Linked DNA regions of Homo sapiens: all the other regions are linked to region 2. The links are chromatin contacts, found by Hi-C or POLR2A ChIA-PET in ENCODE. All regions are on one chromosome and are shown on one strand. The core of a region is the stretch at or near the end of the contact, and the rest is flanking DNA. Distances in the headings are between cores, read along the strand shown. Region 1 overlaps HDAC4 (histone deacetylase 4). Region 2 overlaps HDAC4 (histone deacetylase 4). Region 3 overlaps HDAC4 (histone deacetylase 4).

Region 1 (3,437 bases), core at 700-3,199, 230 kb after region 2:
CTTAGAGTCTGGTACCTTCTCACAGCGCCTCTCTGGTTTCTCTGGGAAGGCTGTTTTAGGGAGCTTGCTTCTCCCACATCCTTCCAAGACCTGCAGAAAAACTGTCCCTGACTCGAAGCCTTTTCCAAAGTGGAGAAGGTCCTGGGCTGTCTGCACGTCCCAAAGAGTGAAGTCATGTTGGTCCCCATCGCCCAGCCACATCAGTCCTGCTTCCAGGAGAAACTCCGTCTCATTCCTTGTTGCTCTGGAGGCGGTGCACTGCCTGTTCCAGAAAGATTAAGAACAGCAGGAGTGCTGATTCTTTAAGAAGAGGTAAAATCTCCCTAATGTGCAAATCTCCAAGTGGTAGAATCTTGAAAGTAGCCAAGTAAAACCTCAGAACTCAAAGGCTTGTGTGACACACGTCTCCGTGGCGGTATTCTTGGCTCTGTTCTGGACTCTGAAAGCCGATAACCTCTCCCGGGTGGGTTTGGGGATTTCTTTGACTCCGGTCGCTGCCTTTAGATCCCTAGTGCTTCCCAAGGCGGGCCTCGCGCCGGAGGTTTGGGTTCCAGATGCAGATGAGTTGGGGACCACGGTGGGCTGAAAGGTGTAGATTCGCAAATGGCTCTGTCCACACAGGCAGAGCTGTTCACAGAAACCGACCCACGCCCAGTACCTTCACCCTGTGGTCAGATGAAAGGTGAAGCCGGCGCAGATGTTGGGATGGGCTCTGCTGAGCCTCCCCAGGTCGGGGTGGGGATAGCAGCCTCACGCTCTGGAGGCCTCACTGACTGACACAGCTGGGGCGATGCATGGGCGAGCAAGAAAGTGTGCAACGTGGACACCATCCTCACATCCCTGGGCCCAGCCTCACATCCCTGTCAGTCTTTCTCTGATTTTAGAGCAACACAGCTATGAAGATAGGGGTGTATTATCTAGAAGAGCATTAGTTACGAGACATCGCCATTAAGTGACTTCACACCTCAGCAGCCTCCTGCCACGCCCAGTAAATCAGCTTGTCAGTCCTGTTTCCATCTCCTGGTAAACAGTGGTGGCCTGATTCTGTGAAGACAGTGCCAGCGCTTGCATAATGCTGTGGCCACAGAAATTTATCCAAAGCACCAGATTCGTTTTATTCATTATTTGGGACTGATGAATGGGATTTAGAATCCCCTGCTTCGTGAGCTCCCTGCGCTCTCCCCTGCAGCAACACAGCAGTGTTGAGCAAATATTTACTCACCAGAGTGCGTATTTTTAAAAAACCACCAACAGGATAACCTTGAGCCAGTGGTGTCTGCCTGGCTGTAATGACATCTCCTTTTTGTGCAGCTTCTGAACCGAATCTGAAATTACGGTCCAGGCTAAAGCAGAAAGTGGCCGAAAGACGGAGCAGCCCCCTGTTACGCAGGAAAGACGGGCCAGTGGTCACTGCTCTAAAAAAGCGTCCGTTGGATGTCACAGGTATGTCGGCTGAGCAGGTACACCCGCCCCGCTGCCCTCTCTGCCAGGCCTTCCTGCCATAGGCGATTTCTCTCAGGAGCTTCTGAAAACCCACGTGTCTGCCTCACGCTGTCAACCCCCAGTGTGGTCCTGTTCCCATGGCGCTGGAAGTGCCAGGCCCAGGGGACCAGGTTTGATGACTCCGGCATGTCTAAGCCGGGCCCTGCTCCTGGCATTAGTGACTCAGAGCTGGTTCTAGGTGGGCTGAGGTGCACAAGGGTGCCCCAGCTTGGCACTGCGGGAGATGCAGTCAGGAGCTTGAGTTGAGGCTCCTCTGAAGGTGGGTCTTAACCAGTCCCACCCTAGTAGTGGTGAATCGCATGCTCTGCCCTGTTCCGCTGCCCCTGAGCAGTGTCTGAACCACCGGGGCATTTTAACGTCTTCCCACGCCAGAGCACCCATCAACTGAGCAGGGAGGGAAGCAAGGAGTGAAGTTGCTTCAGCTTGGCCCTAGTGACGTGTCACGGTTGGCCCCATCTAGTGGTGGACACGCAGAAGGACAAGACCGAGCAGACCCCCATCCTGAAGGCTCACCCGCCCCTCTTGAGGGTACATCCCCATCCAGAGGACCACCCATTCCCAACCACCACCAGGGTACACCCCTCACCCCACCACTCCTGAAATCACAGCACCAGGATAAAGGAGCTGCTTGGGCATGGCCTGGATAGAGGGGAGGCAGCGGACATGTTTGCACAACAGAAAGTGTTCAACTTGAAGGCCAAGGCTCATGGTAGGTGGTCTGTGAAAGGCACAGTTCCACTGAGCAGGCTGTTGACCTAGGGAAGCCGGGGAGGGGCTCCTGGTGCCATGCCCCGTGTGTGCGAGCATTGGCATCACACAGGGACTCTGCTTCAGCAGTGAGGTGAGAGCCAGACCTACCCGCTAAATACAGGGCCCTGCCTGTTTCTCGTGCCCTGTCCCCTCTCTACTTGAGGAGTTCCTAACCACGGTGTAAGGGTCTGGGTCTGAATATTTGTGGATTTCTATTAAAAAGTATCTGACATCTTCATGCCCAGGGGAACTCCATATGTGTCATTTCTGATGTAGGTTTCTTTCCTCTGGCCATTATAGTACACACAGACCTTTTCTACAGCCATCAAGAAATGTTATGATCTAAAGTTTCACTAAGTCTAGCTGACTGGGGAAGATTCAGTTGAAACGAGGAATCATGTGAGTTAAAAGCTTTCAAACTCCAATGCAGCCTTTTTTCCTATGAGCAGTGCCTTGCTTGGCCAGCTCTAATGGACACGTGAACCTTTGCGTTTTTTTGTTGTTTTTTTTTTAAAGTGTGCAGTGGGTGAGACGGAGTCTTCAGCAAGCTTCTTCTGAGTGTTAAAGCTGGTGTTCCTGTTGTCACCCAGTGACTACTGAGTGCTGTTTTTGAGTCAGCACTGGGCTGGGCGCAAAAATAGTGAGACAGAGTCCTTCCCTGGAAGGAGCTTGTGATGTAATTTGAGCAAGCAGCACATCACACGTGAGACCATCCAGGAGCCATGCGTGACAGGGCGTGATCAGTGCTGAGCTCACCCAGGAGTCATGTGTGACAGGGCCTGATCAGTGCTGAGCTCACCCAGGAGCCATGCGTCACAGGGCGTGATCAGTGCTGAGCTCACCCAGGAGTCATGTGTGACAGGGCACGATCATTGCTGAGCTCACCCAGGAGCCATGCGGCAGGGCGTGATCAGTGCTGAGCTCACCCAGGAGTCATGTGTGACAGGGCATGATCAGTGCTGAGCTCACCCAGGAGTCATGTGTGACAGGGCGTGATCAATGCTGAGCTCACCCAGGAGCCATGTGTGACAGGGCTTGATCAGTGCTAAGCTCACCCAGGAGTCATGTGTGACAGGGCATGATCAGTGCCGAGCTCACCCAGGAGCCATGCGTGGCAGGGCGTGATCAGTGCTGAGCTCACCCAGGAGCCATGCGTGGCAGGGCGTGATCAGTGCTGAGCTGTG
Region 2 (3,552 bases), core at 970-3,469:
AGTGTATAAGTGTTAGTATATGAGCGCATGGGTTTGAGTGTGCGTGTTTGAGTGTGTTCATGATTGTGAGTTTGTGGTTATGTGAGAGTGTGTGTGAGTGTATAAGGATGTGTGTATGTGATTGAGTGTGTGAGTTTGAGGTCATGTGTGAGTGACACACGTGTTTATATGTTGGACTCCTTGTTGGAGCCTGGCCTGAGTGGACGGGGCCGTGGTGCAGGCCAGAACAGGTGTCTGCACAGACAAGGTGGCCTGAGGCGCAGGGTTCCTGCCTGGACAAAGGTGGACTCTGTCCTGGGTGATTCCCTGTCCCAGCTGGGGCCTGCCCTGTGGCTGCCAGGAGCTGAGGAGTGACTGACTCTGGGGGCGACAGGCTGTGGGAAGCCCTGTGGTGTGGACAGCAGCTGCACATCAGTGGCTCCAAAGGGCAGAGGGTTAGAGCAATTGCCCTAGATGGCAGCTGTCATCGACTATCCAACTAGGAGATGAGGGGCATGTTGGTCCTTCACCTTTATGACTCATTTAGCTGTCTGTAATTCATCCCAGGAACGTTCTTAAAGTAATCATCATCATTTTGAAAAGACCCAGCATGATGCGGGGATGAGCTGTGAAGACAGGTTTTCAAGCCCAAGTCCAGTGGGTGCTCAACCAGCTCCTCTGCTCGGCTCCTCCAGGCGCCGCAGGGCTGCAGGTGCACCAGCCTTTCCACCAGGTGCCTGGCCAGCACAAGAGTCCTGCTCTCCCGGAGGCCGCTGTGCAGGATCAGCTCTGCACTATCTGTTGCCGTTAACCATACAGTGCATGACCTCCTGAAAAACACCAGACATGCTTCACAGGCCCCAGGGCTGGCAAGGCAGGGAGCAGGGAGGCCTGGATTCAGGGGGGCGCTGCAGGGAGTCCAGAGTGCCCGTGCTGACTGGGTTTGGTCTGTCTCTGGGCAAATCCAGTTTTACAAGTCTGCTAAGTAGCAGTCTTTAAAACTGCATCTTGATTGGTGTGGCACCTGTCTCCTGCCTGCGAGAACCATACCTGCTTTTACTCTACCCTTTAACAGGAGAGCCCCGAGCCATGTCTTTCAGTGGGATCGAGGGAGTTGGAACATTTCAGAGCTGTGGGGTGCCTCCCTCAGCGCAGCATTTTGGACCTCTAGCACCACTCTCTGACGGTTGTTGGTGGCCCATGGCTAAGGGTTGCATGGTTGTCTTTGCATTTTTAAACTCTGTTTTGACCCCGCAGAGCCCCTTGGGAAAAGTCGGGATGCTACCCTCACTGACCTGCCAGTCCCGGGGACACAGGGCAGACGGCCTGCCGTCCTGTACAGGGCCCCGTGCATCTGGGCGTGCTTTTCTCTGCCTCATGAAGTGTGTCGCCAGCCACGCTGCAATCATCTGTTCTTTAAGAGAAAGAAAAGTGGAGATGACAGGATGTGGCGGTCCTATGATTCTCTCCGCCCACCAGGGAGGAATGGGAAGTTCCCATCAGGGCATGACGCCACTTTCAGTACAAGCCTTCAGGCATCTGTGCCACTTCCTTTCATGCACCCTGCACTGTCCTCAGCTCCTTTAAGCTCTTCATTTCCGTTGTTTTCTATGAAAGGTGGCTACGATTCTGTGTGTTCTGCTTGAGAGAAGGTGGCCCAGGCCTGCTGAGACGTCATGGGCCGTGTCATCCAGCAACCTGGCTTCCGAGGCGCTGTGTTGAACACTTCTTGACTTCATGAGTTTATAAGTACTTCATGCCCAGCTACACCGTGTACGCGGAAATGAGAGCAGGGCTTGACCCGTCTCTTGATTATCTGCAGCAGTTTTAATTTATTTTAAAATAGAAATAGCTTTGCTTTTTACATTAAAATAAAAATGCTTTTTGTAAACAATTGCAACAATAAATAAACTTAGAAAGTAGGAGTTTAACGAACCTCTGAGTTTCGCTCACATGCTTGGGAAACCAACCGGGTTAGCGGGACTGTAGCTTGGAGACATTGCAGCCCAAGCGGCTGTCTCTGGGGAGCCCTGTGGCTCCCGGGCTGCCCACCCCCCGCCGGGCAGTCGGCTTGCTGCCACCAGCAGGTGTGAGCTCCAACCGTAGACATGCTCTTGGTCCAGACGTCCATTTATTGGGACCCAAAACTCAGAACTGTGGGCAGTTCAGACCTGGAAAGATGAAAGGGGACCGTCGGGGAATGGGCCGTGCTGCTGTCTTCCTTCCCGCTTGTTGGCATCTGTCCAAGCCTTCCCTCCTTTCTTGGAGACTGTCACCAGAGAGGGCCTGTCTGTGTCTTGTCAAACAGAGAGGATTCCTCCCTGCCGGCGAGCCTGTCCACTGCCTGTGTGTGCAGGTCCTTTGTCACCTTCCTGCAGCTTCCCTGGGGTCACCAGGGGAGTGGTGTGTCACCCGTGGGGTTGGCATTCACCTCCCCCCAGGTGAGGGCTCTCTGACGGCTGTGAATAATCACAGCAGCAGGTACCAGGATTGTCTGCGGGTTCCCATCTGCAGGGCAGCCTCAGCTGTCGATGCCGACATCGATAGTTTTGAGTAGAGTTGGGGAGGAACTTGGGCTATCACCTGGAATCAAAGCACCTTTATTTACTGCTTTGGTCCGAAAGAACGCAACACTTAGGAGGGTCCACTCCAGCAGTGATAAGCACCTCACCTGCAGAACAGGGAGGGCTGCCTGCCCAGGTCTCCCACCTCACCTGGGCAGGAGAGGCACCTGCAGCTTGAGACAGGCATGGAGAGGACGGTCCTGACCACTGAGGAGTGTCTGTGTCTGGAGGAAACAGCCTGTGCCCCTCTCCTCAGGACGGAGGCCCTTCACTTGTACCCCCCTGTTATCCCCCAATGGAGAAGGAAGTGGGTGGGCGGCTGGGACACGTCAGTTTCCAGTTTTTCTTGCTTGGCACCCTGTCAATCTTGAGTTTGTTTCAAGAAGCTGTTCTGCTGCCTTGATGAGACCCCCTCCACGTGAAGAAAGGTGAAATGCAGCAGCGCCAGCCACGCAAGATGGTACTGTGCTTTGGACGGTGCATTTCAGGGTCTTCTCATCGCCCCCTTTGCTAGTCCCTGAATTCCTCACAGCCAAGTTCCTGTGTCTCTGCGGGCCCCACATCCCTCACATCTGACATTCAGGGCCCTCCTGTGTCTCCGAAGGAAGAGGGTTGGAACACACCTGCAGAGCCACGGTTCTCAAACTCCGGAGCCCTTCACACTCCTGCAAATTAGCATGGACTCCAAAGAGCTTTAGCTTCAATGATTGAGATGCACAGGCTGACTGTCGTTCTGACGTGCTTGGGACCAGAAGTGTTCAGGCTCTCAGAGTTTTTGGATTTTGAAGTATTTGCGTATACATAATGAGATATCTTGGGGATGGGACCTGAGTCTAAACATGAAATTTATTTATTTATTTATTTATTTATTTTGAGACGGAGTCTTACTCTGTCGCCCAGGCTGGAGTGCAGTGGTGTGGTCTCGGCTCACTGCCACCTCCGCCTCCCAGGTTTAAGCGATTCTACTGCCTCAGCCTCCCTCCCGAGTAGCTGGAATTACAGACATACA
Region 3 (3,256 bases), core at 358-2,857, 150 kb after region 2:
AAAATTTTCTCCCATTTTGTAGGTTGCCTGTTCACTCTGATGGTAGTTTCTTTTGCTGTGCAGAAGCTCTTTAGTTTAATTAGATCCCATATGTCAATTTTGGCTTTTGTTGCCATTGCTTTTGGTGTTTTAGACATGAAGTCCTTGCCCATGCCTATGTCCTGAATGGTATTGCCTAGGTTTTCTTCTAGGGTTTTTATGGTTTTAGGTCTAATGTTTAAGTCTTTAATCCATCTTGAATTAATTTTTATATAAGATGTAAGGAAGGGATCCAGTTTCAGCTTTCTACATATGGCTAGCCAGTTTTCCCAGCACCATTTATTAAATAGGGAATCCTTTCCCCATTGCTTGTTTTTCTCAGGTTTGTCAAAGATCAGATAGTTGTAGATATGCGGTGTTATTTCTGAGGGCTCTGTTCTGTTCCATTGATCTATATCTCTGTTTTGGTACCAGTATGGATTTGTTTTTAATATAATGATTGTTCAGTCCTGTTTTTTATCCAATCTGGTAATTTTCATGTGACTCTGTGTTATTTATGAATGTTGATAAAATGGACATATTTCTCCTAAAATTTTCATCCAATTTTATATTCTGTTTATCTGTTTTTGTTTTTTGAGCTGGGGCCTCACTCTGTCGCCCAGGCTGGAGTACAGTGGCATGATCATGGCTCACTGCAGCCTCTACCTCCCAGGCTCAAGCAGTGCTCCTGCCTCAGCCTTCCGAGTAGCTGGAACCACAGGCACGTGTCACCACTGCTGGCTGACTTTTTAATTTTTTGGAAAGATGGGGTCTTATGATGTTGGCCAGGTTGGTCTCAAACTTCTGGCCTCAAACGATCCCCCTCCCGCCTTAGCCTCCCAAAGCACCGTGATTACAGGCGTGAGCTGTTGTGCCCGACCCTGTTTTCTGTTGTGAATGCTTCTTGTTTTGTTTCCTATTTGACTTCTTGGATATGGGCTTTCTTACCTTTTATTTGGTCTGGTGTGTGTGGTTTCTTTTCCTTCTGGTGATTTGGAAGGCCGTGCTCTCTTTTTAGTTCTTATTGTGTGAACTCTTATGAGCTCATACGCTTTCCCTAAACTGTGCTTTCCTGTTCCAGCACCTTCAGACGATGTGAGAGAGTAGCCCGTCGGCACAGACACTTTCTGCCGTCTCTTTTCTCCAACCTTCTGATTTTGTTACTTGCAGTGTTATTTTGAGTTTTGGTGATTCTCTTTATAACATATAAATAATATATTTAGACTGACATTTATCAAGTTATTAGCCTTAAAATGGTTACTGATTCTATCACTGAGAAAAATGAGAAAACAGATACATTAAGTTTCTTCCCCCAAATTTCAGTTTCATTACCATTTCCATTTAAAATGCGAGGAATTTTAGGTTAACCACTAGGTTTTGGAAAGTTGGGTTTGAAGATCTGGTCGCTTGATTATCCACCATGAAGGGGAGTCGACGGGCCTCTTGCTTTTGGAGAGCTTCCGGGAGCGATGCTGCCGGCTCCTGGAGACCCTGCTACCGCCTGTGCTGTGTTCAGGCTCTGCCACCAGCGGGTCCCCTTTGGAGCCCTGCGGAGGTGTGTCCTCCTGAGCCCACCCTTAGGCCCAGTGCCCGCAGCCTGCCATGGCCCAGGGTGTGAGAATGTCTGCCAAGGAGGCTCCCTTTCTATAGGAGAGCTGTAAGGGGGCTCGGGGTTTGGGGTTACACTGGGGGAAGGGAAAGTGGCGTGAATGCAGTCACCTGTCTTTTGCTACTTACTTCTCTTCTGACAAACCAGGGACTGTGTCATTTAGAAATTGTTGAGAATAGTTCGAGGTAGCTTAGTCAGAGCTTCCTTCCTGTGCACATTCTGACTTGCCTAGAAAGATGCCGAGTATGGCGGGTGGAACCCCTGTGCACCCCCTTCTCACCAGACTCCCATCCCGGCACAGGGAAGGGGCAGGACACACACCCTTCCCGGTCAGTCCTGTTCCCAGGGGCCCAAGTAGCCCACAGGAGGAAGGAGTGCAGCAGGGCAGAGTGAAGGCGGAGGGTCTGGCAGGTGGAGCTTCACCCAGAGAAGGAGGCTGTGTTCCTGGAAGGACATTCAGTTCAAGAGCAAAGGCTCAGATGTTCATACCATAAATATTCAGCATCACATAAAATTAAAAACTCAGTTAAACAAAGCCTTCTCTTCTTCAGAAGGTTTTGGTTGTTAGTGGTCTGCAGCGCAGCAGGTGTGGACAGTGAGCACCTGTGTCCCCAGGTGTCCTGAGAGGGCAAGATCAGGGCTGGTAGGGCGCCCTCCTCATCGTCTTCCTCCTCATCGCCAGTTGTCTTTAAGGTCAGAACATGAGAACATCAGCTCTTAGTGCCAAGGTTTTTTGGAGACTTTTTCTTTTATTTTTTTTTTTCTCTGGGAAGATGTGTGAGAACATTTCATTTTTGTTCTTGAATGGAATCTTCCGCATAAATACTACATATACATGTACATATGTGAGTATGTGTGAATATCTATGTGTGTGTGTGTATATATATAAACACGTGCGTTTTTATATTCATTGATGTGGAAAGTGCTCACAGTGATTACTAGGGGAAAAGCATGCATAATATGGCCCTAATTAAAATGTAAAAGCTATATACAATGTAAGCACATGTACATATATATGCTGAAGAGTATATATGTTTGATTTTTTAAACAAATTAGGGTTTAATGTGTTAAAAGTACCTATTATTTTAAAATAAATTTGGGTGCATTCTATGAATATATCATAACTTTTATGAGTCCAGCCAATGGCATAAATATTTACTTGGGGACTTTAACACACATTATCAAATTGCCTTCCAGAGAGGTTGCACCGTTCATTATTTATTCAGGGTGATTTTTTATGAACCAAGATTCGCAGACCCCCAGTGCCTGCGCGGAACTGATGACCGCGTCCTCCAGGGAGCCCGGTGCAGAGGCGCTGGTGCAGACAGCTTTGCCAGTCCACACTTTCTTGTTTTGAAGTTTTTGTGTCTTGTTTCTGTTTTGGTTAGTGGGGAAGGGGTGTCTGCTGTCTGGAGATTAGAGAGAGGTGTGGCATTTCCTGCGGGGATGTCTCCTAGTGTTGCCGCCATTCATGTTGTTGACCAGAGAAGAGAGATGGAGTCCAGGTGGGCAGAACTCGATCTCCCTGCGCCTTGAGCCAGCCCCGTCCTGAGCCCTTGCCCACTCCAGATGTGAGGAGGTTGGCGACGGTCTTTGGTGCCCTCCCTGTTGATTTCAGGTGAGATGAGG

The links. A loop is a pair of places that touch in the nucleus more often than their neighbours do. ChIA-PET counts read pairs that join two places held with the same protein, here RNA polymerase II (POLR2A). Pooled maps may share reads with other maps.
Region 1: a pooled map shows a loop between it and region 2 (4-fold over the local background). The contact joins two enhancer-like sites. A Hi-C loop is called at or near these places in 2 of 168 maps with a recorded cell type or tissue (endothelial cell of hepatic sinusoid and natural killer cell) and 4 of 50 pooled maps.
Region 3: a pooled map shows a loop between it and region 2 (5-fold over the local background). The contact joins two enhancer-like sites. A Hi-C loop is called at or near these places in 1 of 168 maps with a recorded cell type or tissue (endothelial cell of hepatic sinusoid) and 6 of 50 pooled maps. POLR2A ChIA-PET finds 5 or more read pairs at or near these places in 1 of 52 experiments (activated CD4-positive, alpha-beta T cell).

Annotation. Positions count from the first base shown.
Region 1 is chr2:239,142,589-239,146,025 of GRCh38, reverse strand. HDAC4 (histone deacetylase 4) reads left to right here. Exons shown (of 27, transcript NM_001378414.1): 8 at 1,312-1,443. Among named protein-coding and RNA genes, the nearest start is that of HDAC4-AS2, 49 kb to the left of the region's middle. Within about 2 kb of position 1,949, at least 2 of the 41 ENCODE cell types and tissues checked have a DNase peak (open chromatin) inside an H3K27ac peak, as active enhancers do.
Region 2 is chr2:239,367,842-239,371,393 of GRCh38, reverse strand. The region is part of intron 1 of HDAC4 (histone deacetylase 4); the gene reads left to right. Among named protein-coding and RNA genes, the nearest start is that of MIR2467, 18 kb to the right of the region's middle. RefSeq lists enhancers at 1,296-1,455, 1,476-1,795. Within about 2 kb of position 2,219, at least 12 of the 41 ENCODE cell types and tissues checked have a DNase peak (open chromatin) inside an H3K27ac peak, as active enhancers do.
Region 3 is chr2:239,215,450-239,218,705 of GRCh38, reverse strand. The region is part of intron 3 of HDAC4 (histone deacetylase 4); the gene reads left to right. Among named protein-coding and RNA genes, the nearest start is that of HDAC4-AS2, 23 kb to the right of the region's middle. RefSeq lists an enhancer at 2,901-3,256. Within about 2 kb of position 1,607, at least 4 of the 41 ENCODE cell types and tissues checked have a DNase peak (open chromatin) inside an H3K27ac peak, as active enhancers do.